Regions from separate parts of the Homo sapiens genome. Here region 2 is linked to region 1. The links are chromatin loops, found by intact Hi-C in ENCODE. Cell type or tissue: PC-9. All regions are shown on one strand. Links, peaks and the distances in the headings refer to the core of each region. The heading gives the core; the rest is flanking DNA. Region 1 has its middle 17 kb from the start of LINC02771. Region 2 overlaps ANGEL2 (angel homolog 2).

Region 1 (2,921 bases), core at 95-2,594:
GAAAAGCAAGCTCTGCACCAAACTGCCCAGTGTGTAGTGAACACAACAGAGCTCATTTACCAACAGGAGGCACACACTAAACACATTCTTCTGGTCTCTGCTTAATCCCAGCTCATTCTGTCTTATTAGGTCCCTCTGCTCTCCTATTGTTTTCCACCACTGTGCATTGCTGTGTCGTTCAGAGCATGTGTCACAGTGTGCTTTTTTTTTTTCCAAAATGTGCTGTCTGTCTATCTCCTCCTCTAGATTGCCAACTCACAAGAGTGGGGCCATGCCAGCTTCTTCCACCCCTGCAGACTCAGGGCCTGGCACATCATAAGTCTCAAGTGTTTGTCAAATGAATCTATTAAAAAATAGAAAATGGCTCTAGAGGCATTGAGATAAATGGACAGGTGATGGATCTGTAGATTGGGGTGTATGCGACATAACGAACTCTGAGGAATGTTGTGGAAGGCAATTGCTCTCCTGTCCTACAAACCATCTCCAGATAAAGAGGACAGCAGGCAGGATGACTGCTCTGCCATCATGGTGTTTCTGCTGTGCTTGTGACTCTGTTCAGCCCTGTACATCCATGGAGATTAGGGCCTGAACCCAGGCTTCTCCCCTCATCCCAACTTCACCTCTGCTTCTTGGAAGGCATGGGGCTCATTGAGTGTTATAGCTGGTGGGACCCTATAGATTACAAAGGTGGCTCCACATCACCATCACCTGGGGAACATTTAAAAACATCAGTGTCTGGACACTACCACTAGTTTCCGATTCTTTGAGTTCCACAGTTCAGTGTAGCATAGTGGATGCCCAGAAACATGAACTCAAGTCCTAACTCTGCCACATACTGTATGATCTTGGCCAAGTTACTTGACTTCTCTCTGCCTCGATTTCTGGAGATGACAGCAGTATCAATCTCACAGGCTTGTTGTGAGGATCAAAGTCAACAATGTATGTGAAGCTCTTGGTGCAATGTCTGGCTCAGAGTAAATACTGAATAAAATGTAGCTATTATTGAAATTATTATCTCACAGCTACTTAGCGGCTGGCGTGGGATGAGCCTCCTGATCCTGGATCCAGTGTTCTTTCCAACACGTCACTCTGAATGTGCACACAGCCTGAGGTCAGACTCGGCAAGGCAAACATATAGTTGCTCTCCCTGGGACCCTTTAATTAAACCGTATGGAACAGAGAACTGCCCCTGAGAACCAACAGCAGATCTGACCCCTGGGAAGCAGAGAGCTGGAGAACACAGGAGTTCGGCAGTGCAGCTTTCAGGTCCTTTGGGAAGCCATTTGGCTGCTTCTGTTAGCATTTCATTATGGAAATACTGGGAACCAAAAATAGAAGTTCTTGAGGGAGCTTAATCCTCTGGGCTTTACAAAACAGCTGCTGGAGAGTTCCCGGAATTGACCACCAGGGGGCACTGTCGTCCCATGCAGGCAGCTGCTGGTGGGTCGGACCAGGACAGAAGTGTCCAAGAAAAAACCAACACCCTTCAGCAAGCTCCTACCCCAAGCCTGCCTTGCTGGGGACTCTGTGGCTGGGATCCCTGTGGATCTCCACAGCTCCTGGTCCTAGAGAAACCACTTTGCAACTCAGCCCACTGCTCTCCTCTTTGGGGACCCTTAAGAGCAGAGCAGGTTCCTGCATTTATTTTAATCGATCCTTCCTCCCACCTCACCCCAAAACCAGGACCTAGGGCAGTGCTGGACATATAATAAGCAAGAAATATGCATCTCCTTTGTTGATTAATGGATATGTGAAATCAGGTGCAATTGTTAAATTGTGGGACGTATCAAATAACAAAATTTCAATAAATTGAGCTGTAAAGGTCTAGTTTGCCTTTATTAGCAATTCATGAACTGGGCAGTATCCAGTCTACAAAATAAAAAGGAACTCCCATGAGCTGAGCTAAGGGCTGAGCTTATAGGCAGAAAAGGCTGAAGAAAGCCAAAACAAGAAATAAGATGCAGATTGGCCGTTTCAAAGTTACTTTCCTTATTGAGGATCTTGTTAGCCTAATGGGATATGACTATCAACTCTCTCCTGATTTCTCAGAAGCTCAGATCCAAGTAAACAGCTTCGTTTTTGGTTTCGTGGTGCGGAACCTTAGTGTGAGTGACTCCATTTTGGATGGGTCTGTTGGACCCTAATGCAGGAGGTCAGTCCAAATAATGGCCTCCCATACATTTTGTTTAACAGAAGGAAACTGCTTGATCTTTGAAGGAATGGCAGAGAGAGTGCAGTGGTGTGAATCAGACAGAGGTTATGAGTGACAGTTAAGGGGAGGGTCATGGATAAACGGGAAAGGGGAAGAAGTGAGAGGGCTCAGGCAGGAAGGCAACAGATGTATTTCAGGGATCCTGAGTAGTAAGAGATTCCTCAATGTGGAGGCCAAATCCAGAAATATGGGGGAGATTAGACAAGGGAGTCCCAGCCACAGCTCACATGGCCTCCAGGTGGGCATCACCGGCCACCACAGCCACTATGACCTCTCCTATCTTTGGGGTGGCTTGCAGCTGCCACCAGCAGGCTCTGAGCTCCCACAGGTGGGCCTGGGTCCCACGACCTCCCTCTGGGTGATGCCATGGGGCTTAGTACCCTGAGCCTGTATCACACATCCTTAGTCCGAGAGAGCCTCTCTCAAATGACAGCAGGTCTTGTTCACCACAGAATTCTGTGAAGACTAGAGCACAAGAAATACTTGTTAACTAAAGGATTAAACTATGTGTTAAAAAAAAAAAAAAAAAAAAAAAGCAAAACAAGGCCAGGTGTAGTGGCACATGCCTACAATCCCAGCACTTTGGCAGGCCGAGGCAGGAGGATTACTTGAGATCAGGAGTTCAAGACCACCCTGGCCAACATAGTGAAACTCTGTCTTTACTAAAAGTAAAAAAATTAGCCGGGTGTGGTGGCAGGTGCCTGTAATC
Region 2 (2,877 bases), core at 378-2,877, 540 kb before region 1:
CATCTGTTTATTCACATTACTTTCCTGACACTGGAATTCCAGAAGTGACCACCTGTCATTCCCGAAGTGCCATAACTGTGGATTATATTTTCTACTCTGCAGAAAAGGAAGATGTTGCTGGGCACCCAGGTAAGGAATGCATGTAATCTTAAATTCTCCTAGAGAGCACAGTAGCTAAAACCTCAAGGTTAAAGTTAAGAAAGCTCTCTAAACATCCAGTTGAAGTTCTAGATCTAGAAGGTAAAAATATTTCGAAATAGACAGATTGGTAATATATTTGAATAAATCAGTTGATTACTTGCATATGAGGGAGGCAATAAAACACATCCAAGCAAATTATTACCCAAGAATTACATTAGCAGTCCTACCCTCCAGTTCCAGTCAGCCTCTGAGTTATAGGTCTTTCATATTGCCCTTTCTTTTTGCTTGCCATAAATTTACTGTTTTTCCTGTGACAGGAACTGAGTATGTTGTTAATGGTCATCATAGTTTTGTGCTTAAATTTTACCGAGGCGTCCTGCCTTCATTGGAGGACCATAGTTACACTGCCAGCAACACAGCTTATGCTGTCATGTTGACTCTGGAATATTGGATTTTTCTGAGGAGGAAAAGTATATATATATATATATATATATATATATATTTTTTTTTTTTTTTTTTGGATACAGAGTCTCGCTCTGTTACCCAGGCTAGAGTGCAGTGGCATGATTCTCGGCTTACTGCAACCTCTGTCTCCCGGGTTCAAGTGACCTTCCCACCTCAGCTTCCCGAGTAGCTAAGACTACAGGCATGAGCCACCATGCCCACCTAATTTTTGTATTTTTTGTAGAGACAGGGTTTCACCGTGTTGCCCAGGCTGGTCTCAAACTCCTGGGCTCAAGCCGTCCACCTCGGCCTCCCAGGGTGGCTTGGATTACAGGCATGAGCCACCACATTCGGTCAGAAAAGTCTATATAATTTTTTTGTTTGTTTGTTTTTGAGACGGAGTCTCGCTCGTCGCCCAGGCTGGAGTGCAGTGGCGCTATCTCAGCTCACTGCAAGCTCCGCCTCCCAGGTTCACACCATTCTCCTGCCTCAGCCTCCCGAGCCACTGGGACTACAGGCGCCCGCCACCATGCCCGGCTAATTTTTTGTATTTTTAGTAGAGACGGGATTTCACCGTGTTGGCCAGGATGGTCTCGATCTCCTGACCTCATGATCTGCCTGCCTCGGCCTCCCAAAGTGCTGGGATTACAGGCGTGAGCCACTGTGCCCGGCCGAAAATCAGGTTTTAAACATTAGCCAAAGGATTTAAAGTGGAGAAGAAAATGCAGTTTAAGATTACTGGAAGTACAAAAATACCTTTAAGAAAACTTTGGAATGTGAGCAGCTGTTTTATTCTTTTCTGATTTTTTTCATTTTTTTCTCTTCCATTTTTTTGGATGCTTCTTTTTCTTTACCCTTTTCCCCTCTGTTTGTTCCCCCCTCCTTTCTTCTGGGAATAACCTTATTAGTAACACTCACGAGATGACTTATTCCTGCCACTAGATCTACTCTACAAAAAATATGCCTGCTGCTTTGAATTTATAGTAAGGTTTTCGTAGTTGTCATGCTGACAGAAGTTCACTTGGTGGCAGGAGAGTGTTATGGATCAGCATTTCAAAAAGAGCATGTCATCTTCACTTCTGTGGGTGCTGACTATCTGGGACTAAATTATACTAATTTATTCTCCATTCACCTTATAAACTGCTACAGGGCTGTGGCCCGGTGTCTCTGGCTTTATGCAACTACAGAATGGTTGCTGGATGAGTTTCTTATGTAGTTGTCAACCACAAATTACCCTTAACATTCTTAAGTATTTCATTTATATTTTCTTCTAAAGATTGTTTACAGAGCTGGAAATAGAAAAAATATCTCAAACTGCTGTGTGTTTGATAATTATAATTAGGTTATAATTCAATAAAGCTTAGATATTCTAAAAACTGTGTCATAGTTTTTAGTCTTCTGGAGGGGCCTCAAGTTCTATATTTGTTTGGAGAAAAGACTTGTATGATTAATTTACAATAACCCGTTGACAATTTTACTAAATATGTGTGTGCTTCTTTAATGTAGGAGCTGAAGTTGCTTTGGTTGGTGGCTTGAAACTTCTAGCTAGACTGTCACTTCTTACAGAACAAGACTTATGGACTGTTAATGGACTTCCAAACGAAAATAACTCTTCAGATCATCTGCCTTTATTGGCAAAGTTCAGACTTGAGCTCTGACTCTCTTTGATCACATACTAATTTTCTTTCCAATTTGTATTGTTTTTCAAAGAATGTAAAGTTCTTAAGTGTATGCATGTTGTTTATTTTTGCACTGTGGAGATTCTGAAGCGGTTATGTTAGATGCTTTGAAACTCCATATCAGAAGAAATAACTTTATAACAATTTTTTTTAATAATGAAAAATATTTTCGTGACAAGTGAGCTCTAAATTCTCTTTATTGTAAAAGAGATGTAAAGGTTTTATATTCTAAATCCTAGTAAAATTGACAGTGATTTTTAAATATAATGCATCTTCCTTTGTCTGCTTAGTAAAAAATTTCATTTCATAATTTTGGCAAGCTCTGTAGTGGATCCAAAGTATCTTTGAGTTCTTGCAAACTACAAGTTGTTTCCTTTCCAGAAGGCTTGATTTCATTAGGAGACCCCTCTATTGAGTTCTAAATAGTTTATCTTAGAAAGCCTTGGGTCATTCACAGGTATCCAACCAGCCATTGTTTAGTTTGTTTTTGAAGGGGTTTGATAATGCTTTTTAAGTTGTACAGAATGCTTAATCCATCTTATTACTGTCCTGAGCCATGTAATATGCCTGCATCGTGTTGGGGAAATGTTTGGGAAATATAAGCCAGCATAAC

The links. A loop is a pair of places that touch in the nucleus more often than their neighbours do. Peaks named below come from ENCODE experiments on the same cell type or tissue, not always from the same donor. Only the 100,000 strongest peaks of a DNase experiment are listed, where the experiment ranks them.
Region 2: it touches region 1 in a loop (12-fold over the local background); 15 of 110 quality-filtered maps call a loop at or near these places.

Annotation. Positions count from the first base shown.
Region 1 is chr1:212,454,548-212,457,468 of GRCh38, reverse strand. No RefSeq gene overlaps it. Among named protein-coding and RNA genes, the nearest start is that of LINC02771, 17 kb to the left of the region's middle. In PC-9, for the core only: CTCF peaks have their summits at 1,186 and 1,394 (motif pointing right); a DNase peak (open chromatin) is centred at 1,438.
Region 2 is chr1:212,994,407-212,997,283 of GRCh38, reverse strand. ANGEL2 (angel homolog 2) reads left to right here. Exons shown (of 9, transcript NM_144567.5): 8 at 1-129; 9 at 2,092-2,877. The coding sequence ends at 2,243. Among named protein-coding and RNA genes, the nearest start is that of ANGEL2, 20 kb to the left of the region's middle. In PC-9, for the core only: CTCF peaks have their summits at 1,399 and 1,598; no DNase peak of the experiment used is centred there.